Regions from separate parts of the Homo sapiens genome. Here regions 2 and 3 are each linked to region 1. A link is an interaction called in ENCODE POLR2A ChIA-PET data of the cell type or tissue named here. Cell type or tissue: OCI-LY7. All regions are shown on one strand. Links, peaks and the distances in the headings refer to the core of each region. The heading gives the core; the rest is flanking DNA. Region 1 overlaps SPON1 (spondin 1). Region 2 overlaps SPON1 (spondin 1). Region 3 overlaps SPON1 (spondin 1).

The links. ChIA-PET counts read pairs that join two places held together with the same protein. Peaks named below come from ENCODE experiments on the same cell type or tissue, not always from the same donor. Only the 100,000 strongest peaks of a DNase experiment are listed, where the experiment ranks them.
Region 2: POLR2A ChIA-PET joins it to region 1 with 7 read pairs; 3 of 35 experiments call an interaction of 5 or more read pairs at or near these places.
Region 3: POLR2A ChIA-PET joins it to region 1 with 6 read pairs; 3 of 35 experiments call an interaction of 5 or more read pairs at or near these places.

What each region holds. Positions count from the first base shown.
Region 1 is chr11:13,965,060-13,970,491 of GRCh38, reverse strand. All of the region lies in intron 1 of SPON1 (spondin 1), which reads right to left. It overlaps LOC124902637 (a long non-coding RNA gene), which reads right to left. Exons shown (of 2, transcript XR_007062602.1): 2 at 2,623-3,451. Among named protein-coding and RNA genes, the nearest start is that of SPON1, 5.1 kb to the right of the region's middle. RefSeq lists an enhancer at 3,966-4,484. In OCI-LY7, for the core only: no CTCF peak of the experiment used is centred there; a DNase peak (open chromatin) is centred at 1,751; H3K27ac peaks cover 763 bases.
Region 2 is chr11:14,230,883-14,237,933 of GRCh38, reverse strand. The region is part of intron 6 of SPON1 (spondin 1); the gene reads right to left. Among named protein-coding and RNA genes, the nearest start is that of RRAS2, 120 kb to the left of the region's middle. RefSeq lists enhancers at 314-363, 6,814-7,051 and a silencer at 6,922-7,051. In OCI-LY7, for the core only: no CTCF peak of the experiment used is centred there; no DNase peak of the experiment used is centred there; H3K27ac peaks cover 35 bases.
Region 3 is chr11:14,238,633-14,245,683 of GRCh38, reverse strand. SPON1 (spondin 1) reads right to left here. Exons shown (of 16, transcript NM_006108.4): 7 at 2,288-2,352. Among named protein-coding and RNA genes, the nearest start is that of RRAS2, 120 kb to the left of the region's middle. In OCI-LY7, for the core only: no CTCF peak of the experiment used is centred there; no DNase peak of the experiment used is centred there.

The DNA of each region.
Region 1 (5,432 bases), core at 1-4,000:
GTTCTTGGAACTCTTCCCTGTTTCTCTCACCCAGTCCATGAGACATATTGGCAAATATCTCAACCACAACTGTAGAGAGGGTTCAAGTTATTTCCTATGGGTCTCCTAGCCTCAAGAAAATCAGTGGATGTGGGTAGGTCCCTTAAGTTTTCCTGAACATTTCATGGAATTTATGAATATTCTGCGAAAGGTAGAAGCCTGCTCTACATAGACCTCACAAAGGACTTCTAGTGGTCTCACTTAACTCCTTGCCCTGTCCTATCTGCACCCCAACTCCATCCCTGCCAAAACATTCTGTAAAAGTGGGGCATTTTATACCAGCAGGAGCTGACAAGCATCACAAAAAGCTTTTTATGTGATATAGCAAGCTTCCTGACACCATAGATGCTCCAAGAGAGGTGCATTTGGTAAAAATCAAACACAACTGCACACTATTGGAGGAGAAAAAACAGAGAATGTAATGCTTTAAATGATTTGGGCCACTTGCTACTCCATTCAATGCATGCATGTGCCTGAGTGAGCATGAGATGAGCCTCTCAGCTCCCTTACTCCATCACATGATGAAGATTTTGTACTTGCATGTCAGAGCAAACCAAGGGTTTATCTGCTACTCAACTGAGGAAACATTGCTCTCTTCCAATGCTGGAGGGAAACTAGAAGGGCTAGACTTATTGATACATGCCAATTCGTTTCTATTCCTCACTTACAGGAATATTGGGGGTAGGGTGTTTAGATAAGGCTAGGTTGAAGCTGGTATCTGGGTTATATCTTACGTATAATTTCAAAGGACTAATTTTGACTTATGTGATGTTTGCTTTCCATGGCTCTTCTTGTATCTAGCCCTGTAGTCCCATCCTAATGGGACTCTGCCATACTCAAATATTTTCTTTCATTTTCATTCTGAATGTATACCCCAGTGGGTTTTCATTTTTCTTTTTCTCTTCCCACACCACCCCTTTGTTTTCTTGATTTACCTTACCCTCATTCCTTTCATTCTTTGCTGCTTCCTCTTTTATTGAGAAAGGAGAATGAGACAAAACAAGCCACAACATAAGCTTGCACATACACACCCCAGCACTCCTGCCTCTGCTCTTTTTCCCTTCTTTTGAGACAGGGTCTCACTTTGTCGCCCAGGCTGGGTGCACTGGCACAATCTTCACTCACTGCAGCCTCAACTTCTCCAGCTCAAGAGATCCTCCTGCCTCAGCCTCCTGAGTAGCTGGGTCTACAGGTATGAGACACCACAGCCAGCTAATTTTTTTTTTTTTTTTTTTTTGTAGAGATGGGTTTTGCCATATTGTCCAGGCTGATTTTGAACTCCTGGGGTTAAGCAATCCACCTGTCTCAGCCTCCCAAAGTGTTGAGGTTACAGGTGTGAGCCACTGCATCTGGCTTCCTCTGCTGATTCTTAGCAGGAACATCAGTTTATATGTTGTCAAGTTGACCCACCTAGCTGACCTTTCACTGAGAAAGTAAGATATATTGTGTTTTTACATGACTATGCATGAAAATATGTGACAGAGACCGTTAATATGATCCTTAGAAATTTACTTTGTTTCATCTTTTTGAAAAATAAATTCTTCAAGTTTTAGCTGGGCATGTGGCTACCCAGCTAAATGCTATATTTCCCAGCCTTCCTTGCAGCTAGGTATGACCACATGACTGAATTTTTGCCAACGGAGTGTGTTTAGAAGTGCTGGGTGCAGTTTCTGGGTCACATTATTAAAAGAAAACTGAAGTCCTCTACTTCCTCTCCCCCCAGTCCACTGCATGCTGACTGAATACAGGTGTGCAGAGGTTCTCCTCGGCTGTAACGGTGCTGAGGAGAACAGCAACTTAAAACAGTGCTGTTTAGTAGAAATAAGCTCAAGCTGGGTGAAATTAATTTTGTTACCAGGTATCCATTAACATAAGTGAAAATAGGCAAAATTAGTTTTAACTAGTGTATTTTACTTTATACAATTATAATTTTAATATGTAATAATACACAATTAATGAGTTTACTCTTTGTATACTAAATTTTCAACAGTCATTGTGTATTTTATACTTACAGCACATCTCCATTCAGAATAGCCACATTTCAAGTACTTCATAGCTACACACGGCTAAGTAGCCACCAACTACACAGCAGAGTGCAAGAAGATGTCAGGGAACAAGGTAGAAGGAGCCTGGTTCCTGGATGGCCTTATGGAGCAAAGCCTCCCATCATGCTGGATCTCCCATTTACCTCTTGTTTAAAACACTGTGTTTTGGATTCTGTTAGTAACATGAGCTTAGCCTGTACTATGACTAATATAACATGGTAAGAGTCCCCCCACCTCACAACAGAAATTGATATTGACCTATATATATGTGACAGTCTGTATAACAAGCAAATGGACAGTGTGAGAGTGAAAAGCTCCTGATATACCAGCCCATAGTGGTAAACGTATCAGTGATTATAGCTTCTTGATGCAACTGAAAGAGTCAGCTGTAATGAAACAGCTTATCTGTGTATGGGGGAGTACTCAAGTTTTAAACCTTGAAAAATTCCATTTTGATATGCTTTTTTGTATGTTTTTATTTCTTTCATTTCCTAAAACTCAGAGCAATAAACAATCTCCACAACCATTAAGCATTAGCTATGTTTGCATTTTCTAATTTTTATTATCAGTTTGAACTAAATACTTAAGTAATGGTTAGAAATAGTTACATAACAAAAAAGCAGGGAATGGTGCAAAAAAGGGAAGAGAGGTAGGAGGGGTGGCTTAATTATAATATCATCAGCAGCACTTAAGTTTTTAAAAACTCCACCATCCAGGAAATAGTTTATTTAAAAGACCTCATCTTGTGTAAATTTCTTAGAGCCTAAATATGTCCTTTCCAAACATATAATTTTACAGGCATGGTCATATAACATCTGTATGTAAAAACAAAACAACAGTCAAATCTGTTTTTTCTTTTTTTTTTTTTCTTTCTGGGTTTTTTTTTTCCTATCCAATTTGTTTTTGTTTCCCCACAAACAAAAGGAATTGGCCAAAGGCTGACAAGGTTCTTCATGTTTCTAAATTAATCCTCTAGTTTATGGGGAAATGCAACACTGAAGCCAATAAGAGAAAACAGCAAATGTGAATAAGGATTTATCACTTTATATTACTTTGTAGTAATATAAAGTAATTCTCCTGAGAGATGTCAGTTACTATCTTGATTTGTTGTTCTGTTTTCCTTGAAGGAAGGCTCACCATCCAGAAGGCTGAGGGTAGCTGAGTGAATTTCATTCTATTCCCAACTAATTTCATTGAGTCAGCACATAAGACTGGTTAAGAGCACAGATTTAGGAGTCAGACAGACCTGAGACTGTATCCTGATTCTGCTGATTATTAGCTGTGTGACCATGGATAAGGAATAAACTTCTCTGAGGTTTAGTCTTCTCATCCATAAAACAGTAACGATCAGAAACTTCCTCAAAGTACTGTAAGGAATAAGTGAGATGAGTCGGAAGAACTTAACACAATATCTTATCCAGGGCTTTGCTGCTAAGTATTTTTCTATTTCCAAAATAATCATCTCATAACATATTTTTTTAGCAACCACTGTGTGACAATTTCTTTTGACATGAATTATTTCTAATTCTCACAGGAATGCTGGGAAAAAATCAAAACACCCTCATTTTACAGATGGAGAAATTGGCTCAGAGAGGTGAAGTGGCTTCCTGAGATCACACAGTGAATATGTGACCAAGGAGGACCTGAAACCAACCCACCCAACATCAAAGCCTGTGCGCTTTCCACCAGGCTGAGGTGTCCACCCCTGTGGTCAGTGTGTGTCTCAGTGTGGGACAAAGGAAAAACCATGCAGCTTTGGAGGTCTCCAAACCTCCCAGTTTAGGATAAACCCCTCAATTATGCTTGAAGTTGGACCAGCTTTTGAAACCTCTACTGGACATTCTTTTCCCATCAAGTTCCTTGAAATGTCTCTTTAAAATACATCTAGGAAAAGCCACTCTCATTAGCCAGAGTCTGACTTTATTTTCCTAATAAACAGACCTCCAGTAAGACAAAAGAGCCTCTTTTATTTTCAATCAATTCTTGAATATTTCAGTGGATTTTCTTCTGTTTGGCTTGAAATTGTGATCTGGGAAAGGCTGGTCCTGCGAATTGTCCTCCTGTATAAGGGAAGCCCCTTGAGGATCCTCAACTTGTTATTTTTAATCACTGTAATCTCCTTTTCAAAGGAGGCCCTGGCCAGAAACAGAGCAGGCCTTTCAGAGCTTTCTAAAGCACAATTATTGCCGTTGGAGGGAGGGGGGACTGTGGGAAGAGGGAGGGAGAGTAGAGAGAAGTGGTGGGAAAGAAAAGGAAATCAATATAATACTAACAACTTGGAAAAGACAAAATAATGATCTCAACTGGATTCAGGTTTTGGGGAAGAAACTCCATGTTTCAGTCTTTTTTAATAGTGACCATTTTATTCCGGTCTAGAGTACCTAAAGACTGTACTTAGACAGCAGGCACAAAGAACAGAAGCTGCTTGGGGATGAACTGGAATACTGTGGACAAAGATTTGAGGCAGGAAAACAAGTCATTGATTCCAAGGATTGTGAGGAATCCTAATTCATGAAAAAATTAAAAAGCAAATAGAACACCAGGGGAATGCCAGCTTCACAGCCTTAAGTCAGGACAATGAGCAGAATGTGTTTGAGTTACTTTTAACATAATTATTCTAAGAAAGAAGGAGCCAACAGAAAATGTCACAAACTAGGCCAGTACCTTTTCTTTCGGACTTTGAGTGGCAGAATCAGGTTTGCTAATTGCAGGATATTTACTTGGAAAACCTCAGCATGGTTCCTGCAAGATCTCTTCCAAGGTCTTTTAGCCATAAGAAGGGAGAAAAGATGATTGCCCAATCTATAGCCTGAGTTGGGGTGTCAAAGTCCAGATGGCTGTTTAGGCAGGAGTAGCCTGTAGGGTGAAAGTCCAGGACACTCCCTATCCAGTCCCAGTTCCCCACCTGCTGGCCCTGGACGTTTAGGTAGTTCTGAAACCTCTTTGGCCCCGTGAATACCAGCTGTATCTCCTTCCCAGTGCTAGGGCCACCAGCTGCCAATGCTCAACTAAAACACGGAGGATTAGTGTGAAAAGAGACGCTGGGTACACTTGGCCTGAACCTCAGACTAGTCTAAGTCACTGAAAAAATCTTCCTGGGCTTGCATTAGCAACAGTCTTAGGCAAGGCTCCTGATATGAAAAAATACCTCATTCATTCATTCAATTAATTCATGAGGACCCAAATAACCACTGGTAGATGAATGGGACTGGAGGAGAGCTGAGGAAACCTGCTTTCAAACGCACAACACTCTTCAAAAACAAAAATCTGATCAAGAACCTACCTCCATTAGTAAACCAATAAAGGCCTCACATTCAACTGTTAGGCTTATTAGGAATCTCTTTTAGC
Region 2 (7,051 bases), core at 649-4,648, 270 kb before region 1:
CCAGGCAGATGGGGCCTGAAAGTGCACACTGTGGCCCAGGAGAACCAGGCCCACCCCTCCTACTTCTGCTGCTCTTAAGGGCATGTCCTAGCCTACTTTCAGTTCTGCATATCACAGCCACACGTGGAAGAATATCAGACCATGTTCACAACACTGAAAGTTACTGCTGTTCTGACGACCGGTTTGATGAAGCCGGGAAGGCACAGGCTCCTTGGGCTGAAGAAAAACTGTCTGCTACTAAACAGGGGAAAACCCAGTGCCACTAATTGCAAATGCAGTGATACGCAGCCACACACACAGTGTGCATTCCCCCATTCAACAGCTTGTTTCTTACAGAAAGCTTTGGAAATAGCTATCACGCTGTCCACTGCAGATGAGGAAGCTGTGGCTCAGAGGAGTCAGGTCATTTGCTGACCACACAGGAACCACGATTCCAACGCATGTGTATCTGACTCCAAACTCACATTCTTTCCACTTTCCCTGACTGTCCTTCTTCTCCATCCTTCTCTCCTCCCTCCCCCATGTTGCTCATTTTGCAGTGAGAGCACAGCTGACCCTGGTTGGTGGCTTTCTCCAAGGAGCCCTTGCTTTGAGGCACAGGATCACTGGGGTTCCCTCTGGGAGAGCAGTGTCTGGAATCTTGCGTGGAGACCCCGGTGAGCACTATTTGGCCCCATTATTTGCTTTTTCTCTTTCCCAGTTGCCATGCACAAAAAATATCCATCCTGACAGCTTCTACCTCTGAAGGTAACTTTTTCATGCCTGGGTGAGTGTTCTGGTGATGAGTAGCAAGAAATGAGCCATTTTATGAGGTGATAACGGGGCTGTAAGCATCTTTAAAACCAATTGTGCCCAACAGTAGCCTCCCCTCATTTCAACAGCCTCTGGGCTTCTCAGGTCATAAATAAAACAGCTCATATTTGGTGGCACTTTGCAGTTTGCCCATGGTCTGCACTGCTGCTCTCTGAGGAAGGCAGGAGGGTGTCCCCATTTCTCAGGTGAGGCAACTGAGACTCACCTCTCCTCTGACAGCAGACTCACTGCTCCCGTCAAGGTCACCAGTGACCTCTCCGTGCCAAAGCCAAAGTCAGTGCCCAGCTCTCAGCTCTTGTGACCCCTCAGCAGTATTTGACACAGCTGGTCACTCACTCCCTCTGCCTTGAAAAGCTTTCTCCTTGGCTCTGGGACTTGCTGCCTCTGATTTTCTTTCCACTTCATCAACTCTTCCTTCTCAGTCTCCCTCGCTGACTCCTATTCACTTTCCTCTAAAGCTTGAAGTGCCCCAGGGCTCAAGCCTTTGGTCTTCTCTTTTATCCACACTCCCTTGGTGATTTCATTTAGTCCCCTGCCTTAAAAAGCCAACTGTGTATATGCTGATGATTCCTAAGCTGTAATCTTCTATTGCAAACTAGCCTCTGACTCTAGACTTGCATATCAGCCACTCAACATTTTCATCTGGGTATCTAAGTGGCATCTCAAACTCAACAACGTGCCTGAAACCAAACTCCTGATCTTCCCCTCCCTAAGCCCAGCCTCCTTCATTCTTCCCATCCCATTACATGGCAATGCCGTACTTTCAGTTCCATCCACCCTGGATGCCTCTTTCTCTCCCACCCTGCAACTGATCCATCGGCACACCCTGTCAACTCCACTTCCAAAATATCTTCATGATCCAACCACTTTCCGTCTCCTGCCTGCCTCCATCCTGATCCAAGCCACCATCATCGCTCAGCTAGATGAGTGCAGTTGCTTCCTAGCAGGTCTCTCTACCTCCCCTCCCTTCCTCCAGACTCTTGTTCGTGCAGCAGTCATATCATGCCATTCCTCTGGCCAAAATCCTCCAGTGGCTTTGCATCTCACAGCAGACAGGACCTTGCTCTGGTCCCCCACACCCTCCATGGTCTGCCTGTCCTCCTGAGCCTCATCTCTTACTACTCTTCCACAACCTGGGTTTCGGCATCCTGGACTTCTTATGTATCTTTAAACATGCCAGGCACACCTTGCACTTGCTGTTCCCTGTGCCTGGAATGCTGTTCTCCCAGATACCAGAGCACTCTCTCCTTTGTTTCCTCCAGGTCTTTGCTCAAATGTCAACTTCTCAGTGAGGACTTTGATGTCCATGGCAGGTCCCTGCCCCCTTTTTGACTCAGCATCCCTATTCCTTTATCCCACTATCTTTTCTTCATAACATTTGCCATTGTCCAGTTGACTGTGCATTTTGCTTACTTTTTTTTTTTTTTTTTTTTTTTTTTTTTGAGGCAGGGTCTTTCTCTGTTGCCTAGGCTGGAGTACAGGGGCATAATCATGGCTCACTGTAGAATGACCTCCTGGGCTCAAGCCATCCTTCTACCCTCAGCATACCAAATAGCTGGGACTACAGGTGCCTACCACCATGCCCAGTTAGTTTTAAAATTAGTTGTAGAGATGGGGTCTTGCTTTGTTGCTCAGGCTGGCCTCACACTCCTGGGCTCAAGCCATCTGCTTGCCTCAGCCTCCCAAAGTGTTGGGATTACAGGCGTGAGCCACCATGTCCTGCCTTATTTACTTTTTATTGTCTATCTCCCCCTGCTAGAATGGAAGCTCCAAGAGGGCGAGGGTGTTTGTCTGTTTTGCTCACTGCTGTACTATCAGTGTTTAGATCTGTGTTGGGAACACGCTTAACTAATACTTGTTGGGTGAATGAGAGGCTGTGATGAGGAAGGGGCTGGTGTCCTCCGAGGCCCAGTCCGTGGGCACTCCCTGGACCTAGGATGGAGCCAGCGCAGTGTGAAGTGACACTCATCGACCTGGGTGTCAGCTGGAGGCGCTGGAGGAGCAGTGAGAGTCCCAGCATAGAGCCGTGCCAGCACTGCCAGGTAGAGGAGGGGAAGGGACAGCATACAGTGACCACTTTGGGAACCGTGGTCAGAGCTCACAGGTTCTGAACCTGGCTCAGGTGGGCTGGCTGGCCGTTCATAAGTGCTCATTCTATGCCCCGTTCCCCGGGAAGCAGCCACCATCACAAGCTGCTGTCTGATCAACTATTTTAGAGCAAGAGAAAGTATCTGAAGCCCATTAGCAGATCCACTAGAAGATGATGCGTTTGCACAGAAGCATTTCAAATTCAATTTCTTTTTATTTCTTTTCAAACACAGCTTGTAATTTCGATGGGAAAATTGCATAATGTCCGTAGATAATGATTTTCCCCTGAGATGGTTTTGTGGAAGCAGCTTGGCATTTCTGAAGCCAGAGAGGAAGGGACCATCAGAGCTGTTCCGGGCCTGCCCCACTGCCCCTCCGCCCAAGGGCTGCCTCCGGTGGGTGGGAGCTCTGAGGACTCACATCACCCTATGACCTTCTGTGTGCTGGCACTGGCCATCGGCATTTACTTAGCTTGTCCTTTGGTAACTGAAGTACCATCCTGGATTTAACCTCATTTTCTGCATTTTTATTATGTTCTTTTTAGTGCTCACACAAGTCTGCTGCTCCCCTGAGTAAAATCAGTGAGCAAAGGAGCAGAAGAGGCTGATGGGGCATGCCTGCCTCCCATCCCACCAGCCCCCAGGACCTGCTCTTCCGTGGTCCGCCTCCCCATCTTCTACCTGACCTTCAGCAGTCAGAAAAACCTTAGTGCCAAGGCCAGAGCAAAGAAGGGAAAAGGGGGCCACAGCAGAAGGTATTCGAACATCACGTAGGTGATGCCAAATCCAAACAGGAGAGAACATCAAGCAAGGGCTGTCTGCCTTCAAACAGAAAGGGCTGTGAGGAAGCCCAGCCCATGATCCAGGCCAGATCTGACTGGAGGTGCCTCAACCTGTAAGGGTAGTGCCCCTTTCAGCACCCCTAACCCTACCCCATGGGAACACATCCTGTAGTCTTCAAGAAACAGCACTGGGGGTCGGGTGCTTTGGCTCACACTGTAATCCCAGCACTTTGGGAGGCCAAGGTTGATGGATCACCTGAGGTCAGGAGTTTGAGACCAGCCTGGCCAACATGGTGAAACCCCATCTCTAAAAGTACAAAAATTAGCTGGGCATGGTGGCGGGCACCTGTAATCCCAGCTACTTGGGAGGCTGAGGCAGGGGAATTGCTTGAACTCAGGAGGCAGAGGTCGCAGTGAGCTGAGATTGTACCATTGCACTCCAGACTGGGCGACGAGGGCAGAACTCCATCTCAAAAAAAAAAAAAAAAAAAAAGAAAAAGAAACAGTGTTGGACACTCCTCAACCATGATTCCCATCCCCACTGCCATCCCAGGGCAGGTCCCGTCCCAGAAGCCAGCATTAGAGCAGGGGCCGCATTGCATCCCTTCTATATCCTCAGCACCAGCCTGGCTTGTGAGAGGTATGCAGGGAATATTTAAGGGATAAATAATGAATTAGTTAATTAAACAATTAGTTAATAATAAGCTAGAGGAAGTCTCTGGCCTTGGCTGCCCTCCCAGAGGGTTTAGGGGCTGTTGTTCAGAGTGTGATGGGACTGGAACATGGCTGAGGGGTTTGTGAGCAGAAGAGTGGTATGACCTGATTCATATTTTTAAAGGATCCTGCTGGCTGCTCAGGGAAAGTAACTGGAGTGGGGCAAGCTGGGGAGCAAGGACCCCAGGCAGGAGGCCATTGCTGTGTCTGGCGACATAGGGCCAGGGAAGAGCAATGGAAGGGGTTCAAGGCATGGGATGCAGATATATTTTACAGGTCGGCTCAGCGTTATCTGCTGATGGATTGGATGTGAGGTATAAAACAAAGAGGGGTCAAGGATGACTCCAAAAGGAGGTGTCATGTAGGAAGGTAGATATATGAGGCCGGAGCTCAACGGAGAAGTCCAGGCTGGAGACGTAAACTCCAAGTCATCAGCATAGAGACTGGTAGTTAAAACCACAGGATAGATTACCTGGGGAGTGAATGGAGGCAGAGGAGAGGATGGGGGAGAGCAAAGCAGACTAAGGTATAATGGCCAGAGAGATAGGAGGACACCAGGACCTGCCCAGGGCCTCTTCAGAAACCCTGTGCTTACCCCACTACCTCTGCGGCCTCTGTTTACTGCTGCCCTACTGCCCCCCCTGCCATGTGCTCACTGCTGCCGCCGCTGCCCCACTGGCCACTACTGAAAATACAATGGAAGCAGGTTCAGGAAAGACAGAGGTGAATTAGCGGAACCAGCAAGCCCAGACAGCGCTTTTTGAGAAGTCGGCTGTGGAGTTGAGAAAAATGGCAGTAGCAGGAAGGACATGTGATTATTTTTTGAAAGATGTGTGATATGAGGGCAAGTTTGTATGTCCAAGTGTATAATCCAATATAGAAGATAAGCTCATATTGCAGGAGAGAGGGAGGGTGCACTTGCAGGAATGGATCCCTAAGGTGAGATCCAGACCTGGGAGGGAGGAGTGGTCTTCCAGAGTTGCCAGAGTGGGGAGGGAAAAGGGAAGCAGAGGACAGAGCTGCAGATGCTCTGGTTACTGGTTATCTGCAGGTGCTCTGGTTAGTGGTTACAGGCATGAGCCAGAGAGCATGTGGGTTGGGTTGCTGGGGCTGATGGTGAGGACTCATTCATCCAGCAATGATAGATGGAGCCCCTAGTCTGTGCCAGGCCTATTCCACGTGCTGGAGAATGAGCCCTGAACAGAAGACACACCCATCCTTGTCCTCAAGGAGCTTACATTCCGGAGGAGGAGGCAGACATAACAGCTACACAGTGTGTCCAGTGCTGATTAGCTCTCCGGGGAAAATATAGCCGGGAAGGGTGAGGGGGAGGGCCAGGATGGGGTGAGAGAGTTATGCTGCAATTTTAGAGTGGTGGAGGAAGCCTTCACCAATAAAGTGACTCAAGTATTTTAAGAAACAGATGCTGATGCATATGAAAGGGCCAGGAAAGAACTCTACCAAAATGAAAATATACCTCACATACTGAAATAAGGTCTTTAGAATTTAAAAACATAACCATGTTTTGGCCACACACACAGAGACAAACACACACACACACACACGGCGTAGGAGGAGAGAGAAACAAAAAGAATGACCCTATAATCCCACCATCCTTACCCAGCAGCTTTCATCAATTGCAATATTCATTTGTTTGTCATAGTTGACATCATAACTTATGCACAAAACTCACACACACACACACGTATATACTTTTGAATCTTTTTTTTTTAGACATTGCTGTATAGTCTTTGGATTCACCATTAAAAAAGTCATGTCACAAGTAAGAGTATCTGTAAGATATATTAAATGTTAAAAGCAAACTACAGTACAGTTTGTATAGTAATCTATTTGTGTAATCTATTTACCTTTGTGGAGAGGGGTGGTAAGGATAAAGAAAATTGTGTGTGTATATATTTCTAGTTGCATAAAGTATCTCTGGAAGGATATATAAGAACATTACAAAAATCAGTTGCCTCAGGAGAAGGGAACTAGGTAACCAGGGAGCAAGCAAAAGGCTGAGGATTGTCACTGTGTAACCTTATTATATATCTTTTGATTTTCAAACCATGTGAATATATTGCCATTAAAAAAATGGAGGCTGGGGCCAGGTGTGGTGGCTTACACCTGTAATCCCAGCACTTTGGGAGGCCAAGGCAGGTGGATCACGCGGTCAGGAGATCGAGACCATCCTGGCTAACACGGTAAAACCCTGTCTCTACTAAAAATACAAAAAATTAGCCAGGCGTGGTGGCATGCGCCTGTAGTCCCAGCTACTCCGGAGGCTGAGGCAGGAGAATTGCTTGAACCTGGGAGGTGAAGGTTGCAGTGAGCTGTGATCATGCCACTGCTCTCAAGCCTGGGTGACAGAGTGAGACTCCATCTCAAATAAAAAAAAAAAAAGAAAAAAAAGAAAAAAAGTGGCGGCTGGGCACAGTGGCTCATGCCTGTAATCCCAGCACTTTGGAAGGCTAAGGCAAGAAGACTGCTTGAATCCAAGAATTCGAGACCAGCCTGGGCAACAGAGTGAGACTTCATCTCTACAAATAATACAAATAAAACATAAAAAATAAATTAGCTGGGTGTGGTGGCACATGCCTGTAGTCCCAGCTACTCAGCTACTCAGGAGGCTGAGGTGGGAGGATCGCTTGAGCT
Region 3 (7,051 bases), core at 2,747-6,746, 270 kb before region 1:
CTGTCTGAGTGCTAGTCTCTCTTTCCCTCCTCAGGCCTCCACTCAGAGCCTCAGCTCCACCCAAGCCTGGGCCAGTCCTGACCAGCACAAGGAACACCTTCCAGGCACAGCCCCATGTCCCTCCTCCACACAGCAGGAGAGGGTTCTGCCCCTGCTCTGGGGCTCCAGAGCCATTCCTCACCCTAACATTTATCCCCTTGGAGTATACAAGGCTGCCATGATGACATTATATTTTATATATTCAGGTTATATGGTGCTGCCTGGACTTGTGCAAAGGGAAAACCTGGAGTGGCCCAACTTGGTCTGTTGTCTGTCTCCTCTCTGGCTGAGTGTTCCAGAGAGCTAGGACTGCATGTGCAGGGCTGGCGCACAGTAGGGGATGAGCCATTAGTTTGCTGAATGGTTAAATGAGCAGGTATCAGGTGCCTCGCCGTAGCTTCCCTGCTCCCAGGCAGTCAGCTATGAGTGTGCCTCCTCCCTCACTCCCACTGCCCTATCCTGGGGCGTCTTCCTTTTGAATGTCCAGCACTTTCCTCCCTTCCTATCCTGTGGATTTCGCCTTTTCTCCCACTGAGCAGCATCTCACACATTCCTCACATTGTTGCTGTCTTCAATACGGGTGTTAATGGATGTAGACTACTCCCTAGAGGGGCTGGCCAAGGCTTCTTCGTAAACCATCTTCTTGGGGTCAGTCTCCAGGCCTTGCGTCTTTAAAGGATGAGCAAAATCAAAGCTTGTTCAAGGAACTGCCCAGGATTCGGGGTGGCCTGTATGAGGTGCAGCATGGGGAGGACAAGAGATGAACCCCGACGTGTGTTCCGCCCACCTGCGCACGCTAAACTAAGGAGTGTGGACTTGATCTTGAGACTAAGCGAAGTCACAGAGGGATGAAGAAGGAGAGGACACAACAGATTTGGATTCTTTTTTGTTGTTGTTGAGACAGAGTCTTATTCCCATCACCTAGGCTGGAGTGCAGTGGTGCGATCACGGCTCACTGCTGCTTGACTCCCTGGACCCGGGCGATGCTCCTACTTCAGCCTCCTGAGTAGGTGGGACTACAGGCATGCGCCACCACACCCAGTTAGATTTTTGTATTTTTAGTAGAAGCAGGGTTTTGCCATGTTGCCCAGGCTAGCTGGAGGATTTGGATTCTTTTTTTTTTTTTTTGAGATGGATTCTTGCTCTGTCACCAGGCTGGAGTGCAGTGGTGCGATCTCAGCTCACTGCAACCTCTGATTACCTGGTTCAAGTGATTCTCCTGCCTCAGCCTCCCAAATAGCTGGGATTACAGACACGTGCCACCACACCCAGCTAATTTTTGTATTTTTAGTAGAGACTGAGTTTCACCATGTTGGCCAGCATGGTCTCGATCTCCTGACCTCGTGATCTGCCCGCCTTGGCTTCCTAAAATGCTGAGATTACAGCGTAAGCCACTGCGCCTGGCCGGTATTTGGATTCTTAAAAGATCACTCTAGTAACTGTGGATGAGGAATTGGACTGAGGGAGACTACAGCAAAGGAAAAAGGTGACGTGGTCCAGGTGAGAAAGGGTGATGGCTTGAAGGAAGGGGAGGAGAATCAAGTAAGGACTGATTTGTGAGCTGCCCAGAAGGCAGAATCCACAGGGTTTTGACACTCACTGTACTTTCAATATTTCTCCACATGGAGAACAGCAGGTTTGTTTGAAGGTGATGGGACCCATTTTGGACATGATGAGTTTAAGGTCCAGGTGGACCATCCATGGAGAGCTGTCCAAAAACCTGACGGATATACCACTGTATCCATCCATTTGGCAGGAGGTAGTTTTGGGGACTGTCAGCATACCCTTGGTCACCTGACTCAAGGGCAGATAAAATCTCTCTGGGATAGAGGAGACAGAAAAGAAACGGGACTGAGAATGGAACCCAGGGTAAATCTGGCTTTCCACACATCAGACTGGCTAAGCATGAGTACACCTGTGTGCTCTGAGGGTGAGGGCATGTTTGGTCTGTTGTGGCTGAGAGCATGAGTGAACACAGAACAGTTAATCATCCCATCTGAGTTGGTATTAAAGCCATCACATCTGGCTGTGGTATTAAAGCCATTGGGGGAAAACAGAGCCTGAGCCTGCATCCTTGAGAAGATGGGGCAGGTGTGATGCTCTGCACATAGAAAGCATCTTGCCTGCTTGTTAACTGAGAAGTAGTGCTAACTTCAACAGCATAACTGGTATGTGGTGGCCATTAGGTAGGTGGCTTTGAGAAGGGGCTAGGATAAGACAGGCCAGGCAAGGGACTTGTGTTACTTACACGTTGAGAGGCTGCCAGGCTGGCCATTGGGCTTTGGCTTTGATGACGGTGAGGACCTCATCACTCTGCAAAAAAGGACCACAAATATTTAGTGAACAGAGCTGGGCTCATGGGAACAATAGGGCTTTGACCTGGTGACACCATTCACCCCCACTCCCTCACCTGCTGTTGGGGCTTTTCCTGCCTGGGTGTACAGCCACCTCTCTCTGGGATGGGGGAACCCTGGGGCCTCAGTGATACCGGGAGAGGGGACTGAGTGTCCAGGTATGTCCTGGACACTGAAGGGCCACTGAGTCACACCTTTGGTTTCCAGCTCAGCCCATCCCTTCCCCACTAGAGCAGAGATCTGGCCTGGATTCTGCCTTGGTTGGCCAGACTCCCATGTCATGTCCATTTCAGAGGGCAGAGCCATGCTCTGTGTCCAGCAACTGAGTGGGGCCTGCTCCAGGCCAGCTGGGTCAGCAGGAGTTGCAATGTGGCTAACACCTGGCCCTGAGGACTGTCCCCTCAACGCCTGTCCTGCTGGTGAGACCCATGCGCTGGATCAGACTCCCTTGGACGAGGAGGCCAGCACAAAGCCAAGGCCCCATACCCGTGGTGCCCCTCAGGTTCTCTGGCTCTGTTTTGCTTTGGATGGTGAATAAAGCACCATAAAGTTATTTTAGGGATAACTGGGGAAACTAAAGTAATTTTTTGAGGAATAATTTGATAATTAACATTTTGAAGGAAAGCACTGAATGGTCTTCATAGGGCAAAAATCAGAACTTTGTTGATTTTGCTCAACTTTGAGGTTTGGTTGGGTTTTTATTTTCAATTACACACTGCGGGTGAGGGGTGCCATGATCTTTGCAAGGCTGGAGGCCTCCACAGGTCCAAGTTCAGCTCTGGTGGGGGGCTTTCCCTAGAGTGGAGTCAGCTGGTCCTGTATGGCCCCTTTCCCTGGCCTGGGCCCAGCAGTGCTCAGACACAATAGTCCATTGTGTGTGGAAAACTCCAGAATGTCACCAGCTGGGGAAGGAAGGGCTTTGTTGCCAACTGAACAGATCCCTGAGTTCCAGGGGAAGAGACTTGCTTGGCTGGCTCATAGCGACAAGGCTACAGTCCTTAGAGTCGTGCCTGGCAGCAGGCGCCTAGAATGCAGTTAGAATGCATTGTGACCTTCTCCCTGGTTGGGTACCTTGCCTAGAAAATCCCACAGCCCCATGGAAACTGAAAGGAAGGAGGACAGTGGTGTCTCTGAGGCTCAGGCCCAGAGGTTATAAAAAGCTTTCTGGTCCATGGCTTCCCATTTACCATGCAGGAAGGGGCTGCTGGGTGGTGGTGGTGCAGAGGAAGTTGGCTTAGCCAGACCCAGCGTGGTCTGGGCTCCTACAGACAGTCCTGGGTGAGGGGAAGGGCCCACAAGGACAGGGCAGCGGCGGTGAGCCACCCAGGAAGCTTGCAGCCTCCTCCTAGGCTCAGGCTCCCCGGGGTACCCTCTTTCCATCAGATGAAAAAAATCTTGGGATGCACAGACACCCCAACATTCACATGTCTGCAGGCAAAGCATTTCCCAACAGAGCAGTTACATTTCTCATGCTCTGAGAAATATATTTATTTGTTTACAGTGTATCCCTTCTTCCCTCCTAAGAAATATCTGTTGAATGACCGAGAAGTTGTTTATCTTGAAGTCATATATGGAACACAACCTATCTGTCTCCTGAGTGCCAGCTCCATGTCTCCCCAGACCTGGTTTTCCTCCAGTCATCTCATATGCCTCATGGCTGAGCCCTTCCTCTGACCTCAGAGTCCTGCTCCTCCTCCAGCAGCCCAGCCTGGGTTGAAGGCACAGCTCAGGCGTGCCTGAGCCGGGTGCCAAACACCAGCAGCTCCCTTCACCCCCGACACCAGTCAGGCTGAGGATTCCTGTGTTCACCTCCTTCCACAGTCTCCCCTCTGGCCACCCCATCTCCAGTATCTTCTTGCTTCCCCCAATTCATCCTCCACTTGCTGCAAATCTGACGGTATCTGTCTCCTGCCAAAACCCTTCAAAGGCTCCTCACAACTTCCATGACAATTTCTTACTTCCTGAGTTTTGCTTATGGGGTCCTCATCATCTAGTTCTGCTCCACTTTTTTTTCTTTGATTTTTAATTCCAGAATAATACACACATTGTGGAAAATTTTAGCATCACAGAAACTCACAATGTAAATGTTGAACACAGTCTACTTCAACAGCAACCCTGCCTTCTGTCTCCTTCTCCGTTTCCAGAATATTACAGCATGGTGTGTATCTTTCCAGATCTTCTACGATGCACATGTAAGGATGTGTGTGTGTGTGTGCAGGCATTATATTTAGCTTTCCCACCAAATCTGTGTCATACTGAATATCTTGTTCTGTACCATGACTTTAAAATATTTCCTTAATATCATATCACGGGAAACTTTCCATCAGTACGTACTACATACTATGTACACTATATACTATATATCTTAGCTCTCTTTTTTGATTTTTAAAGTGTTGGATATCTTCAAATTATGGCAAGCCAGGTCAAGACTTAGAAAAAGGAAATCCAAGATATCAGATCCTGGTAATGAGATACTGTCTGATGACAGTCTGTTTGCTCTTGAAGAAATATTTCACTAGAAAATAAAATCAATGTGGGTGGAGTGAAGGTGGCTGCCAAGTTAGCTGGCCATGCAGATTCACCTTGCTTTACAGTTAAATTCTGGTTTACAGGTCCCAGCTGATATAGTGATTTTGCTTTTGTAATATATAACTACACACACACACACACACACACACACACACACACACACACACACACAATATTGCTTCTTGGCCTTTTGGCCAAGATCAAATGTATAACTCCACAAGTATAGTTTGGAACCTACATTACCATTTATTTATGGTGATGAAACTCCATTTAGACCTATGGAGGCTCCAAGGATGGTGGGACCATATGTGTGGGCATGACAGCTTCCTGCTGTAAATCTTTTCATCTAGTGGTTACACAACATCTGCAGGGTCAACAGCTTATTGTTCTCTTTTTTGGTGATCATTTGAGTTAAATGAAACAAGAAAGCAGGAGCATTCTACCACATTTATTTAAAAAGCTAAATATTTTTGTTGAAGCAGCAAGTTATCTGGTAGAACTTAACTTCTATAAGGATCAGAGAGAATCTTGCTCATTCATGGCCATATCACCATGCCTACGGCCGCTCAGTAGATTGTTGAAAAAGCAAAGCCACACCATTCTCTTTGATGTATGCAGAGAGTTATGTAGCAGGGGATGTTCTCTAATTGATTCCACTGGCACCATTAGTAAATATTTAGTTGTTTTCATAAATGATGCTGTGATGAAGACTCATGTACGTATTTATTTGCTCATACATCCAAGGATTCCTGTATCATTGAGTCATAGGAGTGATCAAAATGTGAAGCAAATTTAAAACTGTGGTCTGCCCTACCAAATTGCCCTCCAAATGTCTGTACTAATTTCTACTCCCAGCAAGGATGTGTATGTGCCCATGTTCTCAATTTAGGGCACACGGGATACTATCCATCTTTTTAATGTTTATGAATCCAGCAGGCAGGAAAGTAGCATAGTTGAGAAGCATAAGCTCTGGAATCATACCTGAGGTCATATGCTAATGGTACCATTTACTAGCTCTGTGTTTTTGTTTTGTTTTTGAGACAGGGTCTCACTTTGTCACCCAGGTTGTAGTGCAGTGGCACGATCTCAGCTCACTGCAGGCTCAGCCTCCCGGGCTCAAGCAATCCTCCCACCTCAGCCTCCTGAGTAGCTAGGACTACAGGTGTGCACCACTACTCATGGCTAATTTTTGTATTTTTGTAGAGATGGGGTTTCGCCACATTGCCCATGTTGGTCTTAAACTCCTGAGCTCAAGTGATCTGCCCGCCTCGGCCTCCCAAAGTGCTGGGATTACAGGTGTGAGCCACCGTGCCCTGCCAAACTCTGTTTTTTGGCAAGTCTTGTGACCTCTCTTAGTTTTCTCATCTGTGAAATAGGGTAAAAAGAGGATCTTCTGCATGTGCTTGTTAGGGGGACTAAATGACAACTCATGTAATGTGGCAATGAAGTGCCTGGCACATAGCAGGTGCTCCACAAAAATTACTGATCATTCTTATTTTTACTTACATTCAGGGTAAGTTCATATCAGAATTGACTTGCGCTGCCTGAGTACAGAGACTGGAGCACACAGTTGCAGGTACAAACCCACAAAGCCTCAGGAGAACTTGCCTCCATTGAAAGCCAAGCTCTGAGTCCCAGGGAGCATATGATGGAAGGCTTATGTAGCTTGGATGGGGGCACTAGGGCCCTGGGCATTTCACATTCTGAAGAATGAAGGACTTAAATTCAGAGTAAGCAACCCACACTTCAGACTTAAATGAAAAGCTTATTTTAACAAGTCTCTAAGGCACAGACAGGAACTTTCAAGAATACTTAGAGCCCCTTCTCAGCTCCCACAGGACCCTTTTCAAACAAAGTGTCTCAGGGCATCCATCGTTCATGGTTCATTTGGATGATGCCAACACTTTTCTAAAGACATACCAATTAAAATAGGAAAAAACCCAAAGATACTACAGGTCACTCATATTCATCTTCCATTTTGCTTTTGTAAGCATATTGTGGGGATACAACAGCTGTACTTGTACCTCACAGTTACTGGTACCAAATGGGAAGAGCATATCCCCTAACAGGCCATGGGCTGAGGTCAGGTCTGGAGGGAAGCGGGTTCATGTGGAATGAAAACAGATCTG